2 separate regions of the Homo sapiens genome follow, and region 2 is linked to region 1. Evidence: read pairs that join two places in POLR2A ChIA-PET (ENCODE). Cell type or tissue: OCI-LY7. All regions are shown on one strand. Links, peaks and the distances in the headings refer to the core of each region. The heading gives the core; the rest is flanking DNA.

What was found. ChIA-PET counts read pairs that join two places held together with the same protein. Peaks named below come from ENCODE experiments on the same cell type or tissue, not always from the same donor. Only the 100,000 strongest peaks of a DNase experiment are listed, where the experiment ranks them.
Region 2: POLR2A ChIA-PET joins it to region 1 with 9 read pairs; 2 of 35 experiments call an interaction of 5 or more read pairs at or near these places.

Annotation. Positions count from the first base shown.
Region 1 is chr7:47,538,467-47,548,270 of GRCh38, reverse strand. All of the region lies in intron 1 of TNS3 (tensin 3), which reads left to right. Among named protein-coding and RNA genes, the nearest start is that of TNS3, 39 kb to the left of the region's middle. In OCI-LY7, for the core only: no CTCF peak of the experiment used is centred there; a DNase peak (open chromatin) is centred at 4,380.
Region 2 is chr7:47,845,032-47,854,835 of GRCh38, reverse strand. PKD1L1 (polycystin 1 like 1, transient receptor potential channel interacting) reads left to right here. Exons shown (of 57, transcript NM_138295.5): 31 at 1,609-1,709; 32 at 7,765-7,957; 33 at 9,758-9,804. Among named protein-coding and RNA genes, the nearest start is that of PKD1L1-AS1, 55 kb to the right of the region's middle. In OCI-LY7, for the core only: CTCF peaks have their summits at 1,766 and 1,972; no DNase peak of the experiment used is centred there.

The DNA.
Region 1 (9,804 bases), core at 2,307-7,306:
TACAGCAGGCTGTATGCCACTGGGAAAGTTGGCACAGGCAAGAAAAACGTGAAGGTTAGGAGCTGGAGGGACGGGGTGGGTGGTGACTCACCCCTATAATCCCAGCACTTTGGGAGGCCAAGGAGGGTGGATCACCTGAGGTCAGGAGTTCGAGGCCAGCCTGACCAACATGGTGAAACCTCAACACTACTAAAAATACAAAATTAGCCGGGTGTGATGGTGCATGCCTGTAGTCCGAGCTACTTGGGAGACTGACACAGGAGAAACGTCTGCACCTGGGAGGCAGAGGTTGCAGTGAACTGAGATCGCGCCACTGCACTCCAGCCTGGGCGACAGAGTGAGACTCCGTCAGGAGTTGGAGAATGAGAGCCAGGGTGGCTGGGGACAATGCTGGAGCCCGCTGTGCATGTGCATCTGGGTTTGGCACCTGGCAGCGATGCACATGAGCTGGTGAACTGCAGTGGTCTCCATTTTCTTCTGGGCTGAGGTTTGTTGGGAGGCTTTAGCTCCTGTGCGTGTTGCTGCACAGAGCAGCTATGCACTGATGAGAAAGGACTGTGGAGGGGTGGATGGCGGCGTAGACGTGGGGCCATGCTGAGGGCTCCTGGAAGTCTGTGACCTTGGCTTGCTGTCCCTCAGACCTTCATCTTCCCTACCTCATGCAGGGAAGATGCACAATGTGGACCTGGCCATCTGATGGAACTATAGGATTGTCCCCAGTACCTTGTGCTGGTGACTAACAGTGGACACCTAGAGGTCTGGGAGGAGCAGCTCCCGGAACCCCATTGATAAAAGTGTCTTCGTGTCCAGTGTGTGCCGCTGCCCCCTGCAATTTCAGCAATTTCAGCAATTTCAGCAGAAGCATGCCTCCAAATCTAATGTCCCCAGGGCTCCACTGAGTGCTGGTTACTCCTTCACGTCCCACCCACACTTGCCTTCCACTCCCCGACACAGGCCCCTTATCTCTCTTAATTCTTAGTCCAGTTGAAGTCAACACAATTCTTCGCTTTGCCCTCCGCCCCACTCCCACCCTTTGCTCCTGAGCCTCTGCTTACCTGTTTTGGTCAAGGCCCAGTCTACACTGGAGCCCGACACACACTGCCTCCCTCCCTCCTCACCCTGGAGGGTCCACTGCCTCCTTGGCTTTATCTTCTCTCTGCTCCCTCCTAGGCTATAAACTCGGGAATGAATGAATGGACAGATGAACCCTGCCAGTATAATTGTAAACCATCTAATCAGAAACTCAAAGGGCAGCAGATAGGAGGCCACAGCTCAGGGTGTTCCAAAGGCCCAGCCCAGGGCGTGACTGAGGGGTGTGGTAGTCAAGGGGGTGACCTTAAAACCTGGCGTCTGTCTTTGTCATTTTAGTCATTCCATCCGCAGCGCCTGTTGAGCACAGCCGTGTCTTACCAGGCGGGTGCTGAGCGCACACACTGAGAGACCGTGGTCTTGGCACACGCGTAGTTTATAGTATGAGTGGGGTATGCCGCAAGCCCATGTCTGTTCCCTGCTAGCCTGGGTGGACAGTGATGGCTGTCACTGCAGACATGGGATGAGAAGCTTCAGTGGTGAGGTGGGACTTGAACTGCCTTTTTCTTTGCTTGAATAACATTTAAAAACTTTTTTTTTTAAATAAGGAGGATAAGAGGATTGTGAGTACTATGCTGTAAGTATACTTTAGTGATATTTAAAAAAATTATAAGAGCAATACATCGAACCTTTTAGGAAGCTGAAAACAGATGTGTAGAAATTGCCACAGGCTCCCAGCCTCAGCACCTCACCGTCCTGGGCCACCTGGGGAGGGGTTTTCCTCAGGCTCTTATTCAGTGGATGTGCACAGGGCTGGGACGCAGGAAGACTGTAAGGAAGGAGCTCTCCTGCGGTGACGGCAGGTCCTGGGAGCTCAGTCCAGCTCCGGAACAGCAGTGCTGCTGTGCGGTGACTGTGTGTGAGGCCAGGGGGTGCCGGACGTGGACGCCACGTGAGACAAGTGGCTCAGGTAAGATGGTTAAGGTCTGAGCCTCAGCGCCTCATTAGAAGCTTTTGAGGTCGGTTGCAATTTGATCATCCGCTTTAGCAGATGAAGAAACTGTGGCCCAGAATAATTAATAATAAACCCGCAGGCAGTGAGTAGAGGAGTGGGGTCGGGGTCCGCCGCAGCTCTCTGGACCACCTCAGTCCAGGCCTCCTGGGGGAGGCTCCAGGCTACAGGAGAGCAGGGCACCTGCCTCTATCCCCAGATCTCATGGCTCTCTGTGCTTCTTAACCCAACTACAAATCAGAGCTCCTGGGAAGACTGTGAAGAAATATCACTGCCTAGGGTTCCCCCAAGACTGTGGAGTCCCCTGACTGTGGTGTAAGTGGTAGGGGTGGAGTTTGTGTGATGTCGGTATGTTTTTAACCAGCTCCTGCAGGGGATTTGAGGAGCAGTGTTGGCTGAGAACTGCTCAGGCTGCCCCCAGGTGGGATCCCCTAGGGCTTCATTACCCACAGTTCCAGATGTGGTCCAGTGGTCATTTTCTGATCTAAGTCAGGCAATGTTGGGGCATTTTCGGTCAGGAAGAAACTGGGGAGGTGTGAAAGGACGGGGGTCGATTAGAGAGGTTTCCGAAAGGACAGTGGTAACTGAGATGGCTATCTGTGGGTGACCCGCCTCCCACTGCCCCAGCCTTCCCATGGGAGCCCCCCAAGGGAGGGGAGACCAGGCTGGGTCCTCTTGCTGTCAGCACCCTGTTTAAGGATCTGGTGCAGGTTTTGAAGCTGAGCAGGTTGTTAAACTTCCTAGAGCCTTGGGCGCCTTGTCCACATCAAACAGTAACAGAGATTTCTATGGGAGGGGAGTGTAGAAAGCCCTCCCCTTTCGTGACCAGTGGCATGCACTACCATCTAGCTCTTCCTCAGTGTTCTAGAAGAGACCAGTCTGGCCAATATGGTGAAACCCTGTCTCTACTAAAAATACAAAAATTAGCTGGGCATGGTGGTGCATGCCTGTAGTCTCAGCTACTTGGGAGGCTGAGGCAGGAGAATCGCTTGAACCTGGGAGGTGGACGTTGCAGTGAGCCGAGATTGTGCCACACTGCACTCCAGGCGACAGAGCGAGACTCCGTCTCAAAAAAAAAAAAAAAAAAATGCCCTCTTACGCATCTCAATGTATTATCACGGAAGAGTTTAAAAGGCCAGGCACAACACCAACAACTGTGTCCTTTTTCTTTACCCCCCTGGAGGAAGTGAACATACCTCTCTCCGTTTTTAGTGTTCGAGGTGCTCAAAGTGGCAGAGTAAGTCCTAACATCGTGGATCTCCAGGCTTTTCGTACAACTAACTCTGCAGGGTTCTTCTGCTTGGAGTCAACTTGATGGTGAAGAAATGCTTGGCAAGGAGTGGAAAAGTAAATCATGATGTCCTCAGCACAGGGCACCTATTAACTAGACAGTTTCCTATGTTCTCATTTTCGGTTAGAATAGGTGGGGCAGCTCATTTGACAGGAGGAAACTGGCTTGTTGGAAGTGCTGGGATGCCTACTGATCCGTGCCTGGGTCCTGGGACACCCATTGGTAGCAGTAGGTCTGTAAGCTGGACCTGGGGACTTGGGCTTGTGGTTATTTAGCTCTGCGACCTCAGGCAGTTCTGGAAGCTATCACAGTTGGAGGCTGGAAGTCCAAGATCAAGGCTCTGGCAGATTGTCTGGTGAGGGCTGGCTCCTGGTTCATCCAAGGCACCTTCTATCTGTGTCCTCCCATGGCAGAATGGGTGAAGGGTCTTGTGGGGTCCCTTTCTTAAAGGCATTAACCCCATTCATGCAGAGTCTCCCCTCATGACCTAAGCACCTCCCAAAGGCCTCACCTCCTAATATCGTCACCTCGTGGGTGAGGATTTCAACATATGGATTTTGGAGGCACACAGAGAGCCCGTAGCTGTGGGGGTCCGTTTTACCATGAGAAAGGTGTGCTCCGTGCTTGTGAGAGGTGGAGACAGGTGGGCCCTTGTTTATCTTTTGGGCTGGGCACCCCCACCCCCGACCCATGGATAGGTGAAGGAAGGAAGATGCTCCTCTTGGCACCAGCCTCTGACTCTTCCTGCTCCTCTGAAGGGAGGGAAGGGGGCGAGATCCTACCAGGGACTTAGCTGGAGGGGGCTGGGGAGAGCCACCTTAATTTAACACTTTCTTTTGCTCTCCTGTGCACAGTCTGTAATGAAACAGCTCTGTTTTGAGCAGAGAAGAGGGAAGAAGCACCCACTGGAGGGGAATTTTGTAAGGAAAGCATTTTTTATTTACTTCTCAAAGTCAGGGGGAAGGAACTCTGTGACGAGTCAGAGCAGAGGGAAACAAATGCTGGTTTCCCCAGGGCGGGCAAAAACACCATGCAAAGGATGTCAGAAGTCACCATCTGTTTGTCAGAAGAAGCCCTGAAGTGTGGCAGTCGCAGAATGACATTTCATTGACAGCCTGCACACCCCAGGGGACTCCCATGGGTGGGGACAGGCTGCGTGCCCGGGAACTTTGTAGCCAATGGAGACGTTTTGGTTAACCTGGTGGAATAAATACACTCTCCTCTGTGGCCAGTGGACTCTCATTCATCACGTTATCTACTGAGTGTCTGTGATTTTCATGAGAAACAGTGTTGTGTAAAGGACAAAGCAGTACTGCTTTCAAGTCCTGCTTCCACCCGAGTGGGTAACTCCAGCTTTGGACCATCTTGAGGGTCAGGCACTTCACAAATGGCATCTTTGATCATTAATACCACTCTGGGAGTTGGACTCCTTGTCTCCTAGGATGTCGCTGGGTCACTAAGAGCCTGGGCGAAAGCCCCCTCACCGCAGGGACTGGAAGTCAGCTCCCCACCTCTCCAGTCTTTCAGGTGCCCCATGCACATATCCTGAGCCCCTGGGACTTGACGTACCGAAAGTCCTCTGCTGGTCTTCCCCCTCCAGCATGGCCCTGGGGAACAGGTGTGAAGATGTTTGCTGGATAGGTGAGATGCAAGTGTGCCTGAACACTTCCTGAATGTCCCAGAGGGTGAGTGCCCTGGGAGGCACACTGTTACACTGTCCCTTCTGGATTTCGGATGGAGCACAAGCTGGCTGCACAGGGAAAGAGACAAAAGGGAGGATTTTCCCAAAGTCTGTGTTTGGACAGGGCCCAGGTACAAGACCTGCCCCTAGAGACAGTGTCTGGGCCTCCTGCTGCCCAGTGACCAGTGTTCCCACCTTTGGACAAGGAGAGAGGGCCAGGCTCAATTTCTGCAGATGAGAGCTGGCAACAACTTGCTGATGTCAGAAATTCCTTAAACTGAAGGCAGTCTTTTTCAATATCAGAGGCAAAGTGCCTTTTTTTTTTTTTTTTGACAGTCTTGCACTGTTCCCCGTGGTTGGAGTGCAATGGCGTGATCTCGGCTCACTGCAACCTCTGCCTCCTGGATTCACATGATTCTCCTGCCTCAGCCTCCCAAGTAGCTGGGATTACAGGCGCCCACCACCACACCTGGCTAATTTTTTGTATCTTTAGTAGAGACGGGTTTTCACTATGTTGGCCAGACTCGTTTTGAACTCCTGACCTCGTGATCTGCCCTCCTCAGCCTCCCAAAGTGTTGGGATTACAGGTTGAGCCACCGTGCTCGGCCGTAAAGTGCTTTTAAATGTGCTTTAGGTGGCACATAGAAACTCCCTCACACTCGGACACCCTCAAGCCATGGAGCAGTGGGACTGGCCATGTCAGATTTCGTGTCGACGGGCATGTAGTGGGTAGAGGAGAGCTAGGAGTCATCTGCCCAGAGTATCTGGTGGCCCCAATTTCAGAGCACTGAGGCTAGGAATCGGGAATCAGGGCTGGATCCTGCCAGGACAGTGGCTCTGTGAGCACACGTCAGAGGGACTAAGGATTTGGACTCTCCACCCCTCACTTGGGTTGTCTGGCCAAGGTGTGGTGAGGATTTGGTTTAGATGATGCCTCTCTGCAGAAACACCCAGTGGTAATGCATATTCTCATCTCTGAATCACAGGTGGCGCTGACCATGGCTTGTCCCATCCAAGGTCATGGTCACCTTGACCCCTTGATTAGGTGGAGACTGAAGCTTTCTCTGTTGTTGACTTACTCTTTTCCCTTTTATAGTAAATAAAGGAAAGTATTTAGAGACTATGTATTCTCTCTAAAGATCAACCAGTGACAGCCTATTAGATTCTGTCTCTCCACTGCACATAACTCCCGAGTCTCCCATCCCACGACGCATGGAAGCTGAGACCTTTACGCTTCCTAATAACCTGCTCCCAGGACTCCCATTGCCTCTCTGAGACTGTCTCTGTGGTCATTTGCTTTTTTTTTTTTGAGATGGAGTCTCGCTCTGTTGCCCACACTGGAGTGCAGTGGCACAATTTCGGCTCACTGCAAGCTCCGTCTCTCAGGATCATGCCATTCTTCTGCCTCAGCCTCCCGGGTAGCTGGGACTACAGGTGCCTGCCACCATGCCCAGCTAATTTTTTTGTATTTTTAGTAGAGACAGGGTTTCACCGTGTTAGCCAGGATGGTCTCCATCTCCTGACCTTGTGATCCGCTCGCCTCAGCCTCACAAAGTGCTGGGATTACAGGCGTGAGTCACTGCGCCCGGCCTCGGTCATTTGCTTCTATCAGTAGGGACTCAAAGAGTCTTGGATTTGTATTGTATTCAATGGGTCATAATCCAATATTATCACTATTTTGATCTCCAAGTTGTTTACAGTTTGCCTGGTGGGAGCCTCTTCAGGCTGGCCCCTGTGTCTTTTTGTTAAAAAACCCATTGTTCTGTGAGCACTGTCTTACTTTCTGGCCAAAAAGAAGAGATTTCAGGCTCATTGGGGGGTGACTGTTGGTATTGGAGCCTCCGCACCCTCCAAGGACAGATCTGGGAGTATCTCTGTGTGTGTGTGCATGTGTGTGTGTGCACTGGTTCGTATACACACATTCACATCTACTTTGATTTCTAGATGTATCTACGTCTCTAGATTGGAAACTCTGAGTCACACCAATATCTGATTCCTGTCTCCCAACACAGGGCTTACTATAATGTCCCCCATTCTAGACTAGCAAGCTCCTCCCGAAGGTGCCTCCCATTTTTCTTCTCACAGATCCTTATGCTCAATCATCCTGTGCATGACCAATCTCCCGTCACCTCTCCACTGCTATGGCCGTCCTCTCCCCTGTACATTTATCTGTGTTTCTAGGGCTGTTGCCCGAGGCTGAGGTTCTCTTACCTAGAGTTTCCATGTCCACTCCTGCTTTCTCCCGAGTGTCCTCCCAGGACTGCCAGGGGTCCTCCAGGATGAACATACACCTGTGATGCTTTTTCCTTTTTGCCAGTTAGAGCCCCCTGTGACGTTGGAGTCCAGCCCAGCTCGGTACTGGGGCCTCCTTCCTTGTGACTGCTTTGTGCAATCCTGCTCACCACCCTGTACTTGCTTCTTGAGCCCTGTCTACCCTCAGTGTCCCAACACAGCTGTGCATTAGCCACCCAGCCTTTGGCCAGTTCACCAAAAATACGGCGCTTTACCACCCTTGCCTCTCCTCACCTCTTTTCCTGTCTGGAAAGTGTCTGCTTCTGCTTCAAGTCACAGGCCATTCATGGAGTTCTTCCCATGATCTGTGGACTCCGTGCCCCCTCCTAACACTGCGTGTAGATCGTCCCTCTGGGAGGGGCGGGGTGAGCCAGCCGCTGTATTTCCTCTGACATCGAGCACACACGTTGCTCACGTATCTGTGGGTGAATGCATGATCGTGTGAGGGAATGGACTCATAGGAGCAGCCTCCAGTTTCCAGTGACAAAACGGGCACGAGTGGCCCCTCAGCTCTCCCCCAGGGAACCTTGTACTTGGTGTTAAAGTCTGACTCATGGAGGGGCTCATGTCCCTAGTTCCAGCTGGGTTTCCAACCCAGGTTGAGATGTAGCCTCTCTTCCTGATGGCTGGTTTGCTGATGTCTGCCTTAGCCGTCTGGAATTCATCCTCCCTGGGAAGAACCTCATTTTGTTCCTGGGAAGAACCTCATTTTGTTCCTGGGAAGAACCTTGTTTTGTTCCTGGGAAGAACCTCATTTTGTTCCTGGGAAGAACCTCGTTTTGTTCCTGGGAAGAACCTTGTTTTGTTCCTGGGAACCAAGTGCAGTCAGAAGCTAGGGTGAGACAACCTGGCGAGTAAAAAGCACAGAGGATTGTGGCAAAGCACGAAGAAAATTGGAAGCTGGGCAGCAGCACAGAGCTCACTGTGGCTTTAAGATGGAGTGAGGCCAGTCTGCCACCCAAGTTTTGAGGTGAGGGTCTGTGCCTGGAGGAGTCTGTGCCCTGGCTTCTGAGTCCCTTCGCATCCCCAGACCCTCAGCTACAGCTTACTTCTGGGAGGACTCAGAAGGGTGTGGTCTGAGACAGGCAGTGAACACCGGTGTTGATGTGGTGGAAATACAGCAAAGGAGAATGTTTTCATTCCTGCACCAGTGTTTATTGCTCCTGCTTGGTGCTGTGTGTGGAAAATCCCAGACAAGGTTAGGACTTCCTATTGGAGGTACAAGACTTATGACCACACTAGAGGGTCAGGGCCCCAACCATCCTTGAGTGGCTCAGCCATGGAGGATGATTAACCAGTCTGGGAGGTCAGATGGGGGGCGGATCTTCAACTGAGCCCAGGACAGCGGTTTTCAGCCAGAAAGGAGAATGGGAAACTGCCTTGGGAGAAGCCCCAAGTGAGCCCAAGGGCGCAGAGCAGAAGGACCCTGGAGTGTAAGAGCCTAGATTGCAAGCCTGGCAGGAGGAGGTCAGAGTCGGGGGCAGGGAGAGGGGCTGGAGAGGCGGCCTGCTGATGAATGCGGATTCGCCTTAGGATTGAGCACTGTTTCTTGCCAGTGAAAAATCAGTTTGTTGTCCTCACTGGGGAGGTTTATCACACGCACGATATTTGTTACTAGTAACGAAGTGTGGGAGTTTTCTGAATGGCTACTCTTTTAAATAAGTAAGAGCAGATTCAGGGTATCCCTGCAATAAAAAGCCACCTTCAACCATTTGCCTTCCACTCTGGCTTGCATAGGCAGTGGGCTGGCCTGTGCTCCTGGCCGTTGTTCCTGGGTGGACCCCAGAGAGTATGAATCCTGGTACTCAGGTTGGAGGAGTTTTATCCTGCTGGGGGCTATCTGTTCATTGCTGAATTCAGATTTCTTTGGCCGGTTCCTGTGGGCACCATGGTAAGGGCGGTGGTAGATCCAGCTGACCTCTGGGCGTGTTTGCCCTGGGTAAACCATGACAGCAGCATATCCTGTTCTTAGCTGTTTGTAGGCACTGCTATGTACCTGGTATTGTGTCAGATGTGAAGCAATCTGGAATGAATACGATACAGATGTGTTCTCAGGGAAAAATGTTTGAAAAGACTAAAGTTTGGATATGCTATAGGAAAAAAATGATGAATGTATACAGAAAAATGAATGAAGGAATGAATATAGAAAAAGGTGAATAATGGTGTCATTTGAAGGACAGGGGGAAATGAGAATGCCTGCTTGTCTGCCAGGTGATGATTTAGTGAGGAATTGGAACCCAGAATGGTGTGTTCTAGGAGGAGGTTTTTTCCTTTGTAGTTAAAAGTTGAAGAGCAGCTTTGCTCTTCTACTGCAGAAACAGAAAGATGGATATTTAGTGCCAGAACTTGAGAGGTTAACGTCAGCCAGTTGAATTGATGGCTGGAATTTGCACATATGTCAGCCATAAAGGCCACGACTTAGCCCACCCAGACTGCTCCCCACATCCAAGGCATGTGGAGTTGCAAGTGGAGCTGTAGATCTGAAGTTAGAGTGTTGGA
Region 2 (9,804 bases), core at 981-5,980, 310 kb before region 1:
GTCCTTAAGAATGTTTTGTGACAAAAAATCAGTGAATTAAATTGTGTTTTTAAAGCAATAATGAGGCTCATTGTTTAAAGAAATTGTTATCTATTCTGCTGTTTGGATGCTAAGCTTCCTGACTTTGGTTTTTGAGTTTGAATTCCTGCCTGTTAACATTATTAGAGTGAGAAGCATTATAATTATTAGTGATAATGCATACAGTCTCATTTAGAAATCTAATTCTTTCAGTATAGGTCTGAGCAAGATTTTTTTTTATTTTTCCAAAAGGAGAAAATGTGTTTAAATTTATATATCTAAGGAAACTTCATAAAATAATTATTTTTCTCAGGAATGTTGAGTTCATGAGATTTGTATAGGCCCCAGTTAATAAATAAATTACCTGGGAAGGTAATTGACTATTGGGAAGGTAAGTGACTATTGAAAAGATTCTTTGAAATTCTACAGCAAATGTGCTAATGGAAACCACCAGTCTGCAGAGTTCGTTGGAGGTCTGGATGGGCAGGGCCTTGATCACCTTCCTTCTCGGAGTCCCCGTGTGTTTAGTCTATGTGGCAAAGATGCTCACTGTTCTACTGCTCCTGGTTGGTTAGGTGGGCATCTCAACTAGATTAAAGGGTTCTCGTGAGCAAGGCTGTATCTTACACAGGCGCTGTCCACACAGCCCTTAGCACGCAGTTTAATCTCTGCTTATTGGCCTGACTCTCATTCTGCCAAATGAGCTAAGCATTCGATGTCTAAAAGTGGCTGTCTGCTTAGAGTTTGGATTTTAATTTAATTCTTTAAGTCACATGCAGAAAAGGTAAATCAGTTCTGAGGAATTTCTGAGTCTAACTACTAAGACTACTACTTAGTCTAGTTTTGTGCTTGCTATCTTTTATCTGCAAACAGGTTACGGTAAAGAGTTAACACAAACATGCAAACATACGTGTGGGTGCTGCAGTGCCCCTCCCTAACCACGTGTAGCCAGTGCTGTTTGTCTTATTCCTACAGACTGTGCTGGCCATTCTTGTACTTGTTTGCTACTGAAGTGTTTGTTTGGTTTTTGGTGTTTTTTTTTTTTTTTTTTGGTTTGTTTGTTTGTTTGTTTTTGAGACAGAGTTTCATTCTTGTTGCCCAGGTTGGAGTGCAATGGTGTGATCTCCGCTCACTGCAACCTCTGCCTCCCGGGTTCAAGTGATTCTCCTGCCTCAGCCTCCCGAGTAGTTGGGATTACAAGTGCGCATCACCACGCCCAGCTGATTTTGTATTTTTAAGTAGAGATGGGGTTTCACCATGTTGGTCAGGCTGGTCTCAAACTCCCAACCTCAGGTGGTCCGCCCATCTCGGCCTCCCAAAGTGCTGGGATTACAGGTGTGAGCCACCGTGCCTGGCCAAAGTGTTTGTTTTTAATGAGATGCAGGGTGAAAGTGTTATGTAGGAGTTTTTACTAAGAGACCAGGTGGTGTTGTGGAATTAAGCACATTGACCCTTTTTAGTCCCAGGCTACCTCCTTGCAGTGACAAGGATGTTTTGCACAAATTGAGTAAACTCTTGATAGAAATTTGACTAAAACCTTTGAGAGAGAAGAAAAAAATGAGAAATCCCTATTTTGTTTTTATCTCCTAGATTCTCTGAGAAACCTACTCCCTCTGATTTTCTTGTGAAGCAGATCTACTTCTGGGATGAGTCAATTGTGCAGATTTATATACCTGCTGCTTCTCAGAAAGGTCAGTGAACAGGGCGCCTTATTTTCCCTTTCTGTTTACATGATTAAAACATCCCCTATAACCTTTGTATGTATAGTGGTGTTTTTCTTTATTCATGACAAAAACATCAGAATCCTTTCTCTGCTTGCTTATAAACAAACTGCTCCACTATAGATCCCACACATGGAAACTGCCCCATGATGAGCGCCATCCTTGTGATGCAGTGGCTGGTGCTGCTCACTGCCCTACCCATCTCTTCCCAGGTGGTCTCTGGCGCCTCCTCCTGATCCTTAGGGCTCTGCTTGTGCTCAGGCTAAGTCTTTGCCTGAAGCACCCTCCTGCCTTGCTTCCCTCAAACTAACCTCTGCTGAGCTTCCCTGACCTCAGAGTTGACCCAGGACTTCTGAGACGTCTCTGTGTCTCACGTATCAATAGGGCACAGGACCCCCTCTGAAGCAGTGTGGGGGCAGAGTGTGAAGTTTGGGGCTCACCCCTTCTCCGTGGTCTGCCCCTGGTGGCTTAGGATTCTGAGCCTCAGTAACCCCTTCCCCAAAAAAGCAAGAAACTGGAGCTCAGTGGGCTGAAGTGGCACCCACAGGCAACTCACCAGACACGCGCCTTACACTGACTTCCACAGGCCCTGGCCCTGGAGAGGAGCTGGCTTCTGACTGTCAGTGAGTGCGCCAGACCCATTGTCTCTACATGTTTACTGGGATATAGTTATTTTCTTCTGAGAACCAGTATTTGTTTCTTTTAAAAATGAATCAAACTGTATTGCTCATCAAATTCAAATTCTCAATGGTATTTTTTAATGTTGCATTTCATGTGTTCTTTTTCACAGTTTTTATTGTAATTTCAAGCTGATAGAAAATTAGAAAAATACGCACAACATATACCCATATCCTTTTCCTTGAGATTCACCATTTGTTGATTTCTGCCACATTTGCCTTATCTGCATGTGTACAGGTGTGCACATGTGGGTGGGGGATGTTTTTGAGGGAGAGGACAAGCCGTTAGAGAGAAAGTTGCAGGCCCCATGACATACCACCCCTGAATACTTAAACATCTCATGAAAACAAGGGCATTCCCTACAAAACTCAGTACATTATCATAAGGAAAAGAAATCAACATTAATTCAAGAATATCTATTCTGTTATCCACATTTAAATTTTTAAAATCCCCCCAAATGCCTTCTATAGCTCTTTATATTTTTTAATCAGAAGTAGGTCAAAGTTCATGAATGCATTTTGTTGCTGTGTTTTTATATAGTCCCTTTAAAAATCTACAACACCCTCCCAATTTTTGCCTTTTTTTCAGACTTTTTTTTATGAGCTTAGGTTAGTTATTTTCTGCATGTTGTACATTCAGGAAATTGCCTGACTGTTTCCTCATGATTAAATTCAGTTCACAGATGATTGGCAGCATATTCCATAGGCGATGGTGCTAAGTTTGGTAATTTGCTTGGGGAAAGAACCTCCAATCTCTCCATTTTCCCCTTTGTGAGATGATACTTTTGAGACCACCTTAGTATCTTCTTGCCTTACAAACTGTCACCCCATGATTTTAAGGATCCATGGGTGATATAGGTACATAGAAGGCTACAAAACGGTGATTTGCTAATTCCACCATGAATTAGCTGGCATTCTTCAGTAAAGAAGAGCTTCAGTCTCTCTCTGTCTTACTCTTGCTCTCTTGTCTCTATGGTGCATGGTGTTTCTTAAAAATTCAATGTGTTAAAAAAAAAATTCAATGTGTTTAGTTCACCTCCATTATTTTACTTTTTGATGCACAAATTATTCCAGTGGGAGCTCCTCCAAGATGCTTCCTGAGGTTTTCTTGACATGACATCACAATCCTCAAGTGCTTCTTTACTTTCTGGGACACCAGCGTGTCCTGGCTTATCCTGTGTTTGGCCAGCCCTTCCTTGGAACCGGCCATGTCCTCAATGAGGCTTGGCTCATTGATGGGAAATGACATTAGAACACAAGAACTGCGCATCACATTTGCTCATTGCTATTGGGGCGTCACTGATTTAACGTCTGTGTGTGTGTGTGTATGTGTGTGTAAAATGAGTTAATCACAATGCCTTAATTCAAATCCAACACCCAGGGTTCCTTATTACTTTCTCCCATTGTGTGTTCAGATCCCCATTCTCCTACAGTGAGAATTCCAGTTGCCAAAATATGAGAACTTGAGAGCCAGTTTCCAAAGAGCAAAATTCACTTTGCTCTATCCTACAGTATACACCAAATCGTTTTAGAATTAAAGCACCTGTACCCCTAACAATCACAAACCTACCAGATAAAGTTCAATATTTCTTTCTAGATTTTTTGTTTAGTTTTGACTTTACATTCTTACATGATATATTACAGTAAGAGCACATAGTCAAAAGTTAGTTGAATTAATTATTTTCTCTGTGGGTTTTTGCTATACGTTTTATATACAGCTAGGTTCACTTTTTTGCATGTACTTAATGCTAAGCCTTACTTTTATCCTTTTTTTTTTTTTTTTTTTTGAGACAGAGTCTTGCTCTTGTTGCCCAGGCTGGAGTGCAATGGTGTGATCTCGGCTCACTGCAACCTCTGCCTCCTGGGTTCAAGCGATTCTCCTGCCTCAGCCTTGTGGGTAGCTGAGATTACAGGCATGCACCACCAGACCCAGCTAATTTTTGTATTTTTAGTAGGGACAGGGTTTCACCATGTTGGTCAGGCTGGCCTTGAACTCCTGACCTCGGGTCATCCATCCTCCTTGGCGTCCCAAAGTGCTGGGATTACAGGCGTGAGCCACGGCGCCCGTCCCCATTTTTTAACATTAATTTATGTTTTGAATTTGTGAGACATTTTTATTGTTCAGATGTCTAAAGCACATTTAAAGATGTATGTATTCAGAGCTAAATCTTTCAACAGCCTTATTCTTATACCTTGTTATCACCTAGTCCTTATAGGTAATTGTTTTCATTTGTTTCCTTTATTTTATTTTATTTCAGTAGTTTTTGGGGAACAGGTGGTTTTTGGTTACATGAATAAGTTCCTTAGTGGTGATTTGTGAGATTTTGGTGCACCCATCACCCGAGCAGTATACCCTGCACCCTATGTGTAGTCTTTTATCTCTCACCCCCTCATCCTTACCCCTAAGTCCCCAAAGTCCTATTATGTCATTCTTATGCCTTTTCATCCTGATAGCTTATCTCCCACTTATAAGTGAGAACATAAAATATTTGGTTTTCCATTCCTGAGTTACTTCACTTAGAATAATGGTCTCCAACTCCATCCAGGTTGCTGCAAATGCCATTATTTTGTTCCTTCTTATGGCTGAGTAGTATTCCATGGTGCATACATACCATATTTTCTTTATCCACTCGTAGGTTGATGGGCATTTAGGTTGGTTCTGTTGTACTAGTTTACATTCCCACAGGCAGTGTAAAAGTATTCCCTTTTCACCACATACACAACCAAAATCTATTATTTTTTGACTTTTAAAAATTATGGCCATTTTTGCAGGAGTAAGATGGTATCTCATTGTGGTTTTAATTTGCATTTCCCTATTACTTAGTGGTGTTGAGTATTTTTTAGCCATTTACATATCTTCTTTTGAGAATTGTCTGTTCAGGTCCTTGCCCACTTTTTGATGGGGTTATTTGTTTTTTCTTGCGATTTGTTTGAGTTCCTTATGAATTCTGGATACCAGTCCTTTGTCAGATGCATAGTTTGCAAATTTTTTCTCCTACTCTGTTGCTTGTCTGCTTACTCTGCTGATTATTTCTTTTGCTTTGAAGGAGCTTTTTGGTTTAACTAGGTCCTATCTATTTATTTTTGTTTTCATTGCATTTGCTTTTGGGTCTTGGTCATGAATTATTTGCCTAAGCCAATGTCTAGAAGAGTTTTTCTGATGTTATCTTTTAGAATTTTTACAGCTTCAAGTCTTAGATTTAAGTCTTTGATCCAGCTCGAGTTGATTTTTTACATAAAATGAGAGATGAGGATCCAGTTTTATTCTTCTACACGTGGCTAGCCAATTATCCCAGCACCATTTGTTGAATAGGGTGTCCTTTCCTCACTTTATGTTTTTGTTTGCTTTGTCAAAAATCAATTGGCTTTAGGTATTTGGCCTTATTTTTGGGTTCTGCATTCTGTTCCATTGGTCTACATGCCTATTTCTATGCCAGTAGCATGCTGTGTTGGTAACTATAGCCTCGTTGTATAGTTTGAAGTCTGGTAATGTGATGCCTCCAGATTTGTTCCTTTTGCTTAGTATTGCTTTGGCTATGTGATTCCATATGAATTTTAGGATTGTTTTGTCTAGTTCTGTGAAGAACAATGATTATAATTTTTTTTTTCTTTTGAGACTGGAGTTTCACTCTTGTTGCCCAGGCTGGAGTCCAATGGCACGATCTTGGCTCACCACAACCTTCACCTCCTGGGTTCAAGTGATTCTCCTGCCTCAGCCTCCTGAGTAGCTGGGATTACAGGCATGCGCCACCACACCCGGCTAATTTTGTATTTTTAGTAGAGACAGAGTTTCTCCATGTTGGTCAGGCTGGTCTCGAACTCCCGACCTCAGGTGGTCCACCTCAGCCTCCCAAAGTGCTGGGATTACAGGCGTGAGCCACTGCGCCCAGCCTCGATGATTATAATTTTATGGGAATTGTTTTCCTGATGTTTCTTTTTGGGAAAATAAGCCCATGCATACCCACATTATTTCCCCTTATTTCTTACACTCATTTGCATTGTGCTTTTCTTACTTAAATTACATATTTAGAAATCACTCCGTATGTATTTATTCATCGATATCTTTTTTTTTTAACTGCTATGTGCTTCTCCATTGTATAGATGGACCGTAGTTTATTCAGCCAGTCTCCTATGTATTCACATGGAAGACTTGTGCATATACTGTATTACATGTAGGGGGAGGAGTGTATCTTCAAGTTTAATTCCTAGATAGGCTGTTCCTGGGTCGGATGGTAAATGCCTATGTGGTTTTGGTAAGTATTGTCACGTTTACCTCCAGCAGTGTCTGAAGCTGCCTGTTTTCCCACGTCTTTGCCAAAAGGATGTATTTTCAAGCTATTGAGTTTTGCCAGTCTTATAATTGAGAAATGTTCATTTTAATATGCATTTTATATGAATTAAGTTGGGTATTTTTTCATATATTTAAAGCCATTATCCACTTTTTTTCTGTGAATTGTTCATATATGCCCACTTTTGTATTGAGTTTGTTTTTTCTTGATGTTTAAGAGCTCTTTATATGTTAGGGCTATTTTTAAAATAGTAATTTATCCACCATTTCTTGTAAGACTCTTAGATTTTGAACCATCGTTCAAAATTTATTTCTTATGTCCAGATTATAAAAGAAGTCATTCATGTGTTCCTCAGTACTTGTGCAGTTTGTTTTTGTTTTTTCTTTCATATTTAGATATCTGATTTGCTAATGTTTATTATTATTTTTTATAGCATGAGGTGCCCATATTTTTACAAAGGGCTAATGTCTAGTTGTCCCAACACCACTTATTAAAAAGTCTTGGGCAATTTTTAAATAAGTAGAATGTTAAATACTTCTGCTTCTAAATATAAAAAGTAGGCTAAACATAAAAAAAAAATGATAGGCTAAAACTCCATGGGTCATTGTGCTGTCCTTACCAGAATGGGTTTAGACCCTGGGTATACTGAAATTTCGCAGGCTGGCTGACAAACTGGCGAGGAGCAGGAAGTGGGCTTGAATGGCAGCTAAAGAAACTGACTCAACCCTCTTCCATCCCCACTAAGGTCAGGGGGTGTGGCCTGTTCAGGGTGTCAGGGGGCACTTGGAACATACGGGATGCTAGAAACACTGTTTTTCTTCCCAATTCTCTACCATTCCTCAATTCGTATCTGCATCCAGGAGCTTTGACTGGGTGGATTTAATCCAAATTTAAATGCTTCGGGGACAGGAAATGGCTAGAATTTGATGCTGTCTTTCAGTTCTTGCTCATCTGTAGTCCTTGTCCCCACCTATCTGCCTACTCTGTCTGCGTTTGAAATGGAGAATGCCTTTCTGCAAACCTCAGGTTGTACTTTTTATTTATGTTTTCTCTTTTTAGATGCCAGTGTAGGCTATTTATCCTTATTGGATGCTGACTATGACAGAAAACCTCCAAACAGATATTTAGCTAAGGCAGTGAACTATACAGTACATTTCCAGTGGATCCGATGCCTGTTTTGGGACAAGAGAGAGTGGAAATCTGAACGTTTCTCTCCACAACCAGGGACTTCTCCTGAAAAAGTGAACTGCAGGTATAGACACATTTGAGAAAGAATCTGAGATTTTTAGTAAATGACTGCCTTGTCTTCTGCATTTGGCCCAACCCCTAGAGCCTTTCCTGAACCTTGTCCATAAGAAGCTGGAGCTCTCTTGGTTTGTACAACTCTCCAGCCTGTGTCAGTTCTCTCATAGCCAGTTCGTGTGTCAGCCTTGGTTCTCCCACTCTATGGGCTCCCAAGGAGCAAGGGCTGCTTTATAGACTGTCCTCGTATTCCTCCTTCCCGTACCGACTGTCATGGAGGAGGTGTTTAGTAAGTGTCTGTTGAAGACATGAGTCGGTGGATGAGTGATAGATGAACCTGTCAGTTTTCTTATCATAGAAGTGCTGACATCCTTTGAGTACGCAGTTTGTAGTCAGGCAGGTGGGACCCTCAGCTCTCACCATGCCCCCATGTTGCCCTGAGAGTCCCTCATCTTCAGAGGACCCTCCACAGCCTGGTGGTGAAGGTGTGCTTTCTGAGGCAAGAAAAGTCTCTGCGCAAACATGAACAGCCTCCTCAGGAATTTCTGGGCATATGAGTCATGTCACTAAATTAGAAATTGTTTGTCATCTAGCTGACAGACTAACAATTCTATAAGAGGCTCAGATCATTCTTTTTTGTTGCCCTTACCTTTTCATTAGGATAAACAATTATTAGTCATATTTAGAAGCAGAAATAGTCATTTCCTTTTAAAAAACAAATAAGCCATAAGACATTATATTTTGTGATTTCCTGCTAGGAGGCAAATATATCCAGATCATACCGTAGCAGTGCAATTCATAGCCATTTATTGATTTTCTTATGTTACACTCTTAAATTTTTCTAATGCCATTGCTAGGAGCACATCCAAACTTACTGGTAATGGCCCAATATTTTGCTTCCATATTAAATTATTGATAAATGCATTAATGCAATCATTCATTCTCCATTACGTAACTACTCTCTGCTAGGCACTTTTTTATGAGCCAAGGGTACAAAAATGAATAACAGGCCAGGCGTGGTGGCTCATGCCTGTAATCTCAGCTCTTTGGGAGGCTGAGACAGGTGGATCACTTGAGGTTAGGAGTTTGAGACCAGCCTGGCCAACATAGCGAAACCCCATCTCTACTAAAAATACAAAATTAGATGGGCACACACCTGCAATCCCAGTTACTTGGGAGGCTGAGGCACAAGAATCGCTTGAACCTGGGAGGCAGAGGTTGCAGTGAGCTGAAATCACGCCACTGCATTCCAGCCTGGGCAGCAGAACAAGACTCCATCTCAAAAACAAACAAACAAAAAATTTAAAATAAATCAATAACACCTAGGACCTGCTCACAAGATAATGAGGGTGAGATAGACTTTATTTTTAAAAAAGGAGACAGTGTTTACAGTGATTGTCAGGGTAGGATATTTGTAATGCCAGGAACTGGTGCTTAGGCAGAGGAGTTGGCCAGAGCTTGACCAGCAGCACAGCTAGGCTGTGACTGGGACCCGAGAGCCTCAGGCTGCAGCCATGCTGTGGAGGGCTGTCATGAAGACCGCCATATGCTGTGGAGTCTTGCATCTCAGGACAGCCTCCATGGGAGCCATGTGCCCCAACACGCAGATGTGAAGAACTCTGGCACATCAGAAGTGTCCCTCATTTCTAACTTAGGTGTCAGGTGAATCTTTTAAACTGGGTCTTAGTCATAAAGTTATCATTATTGCACTCTTTCTTCCTTTTCTCATTCCTTTAACCAACATGCCATTACACTGTCAACAGCTGCTCTCTCCACACATTCTGTATCCTCATCCGCATTTCCCTCCTAGCTACCATCGCCTCGCGGCATTCGCTCTCCTAAGGAGAAAGCTGAAGG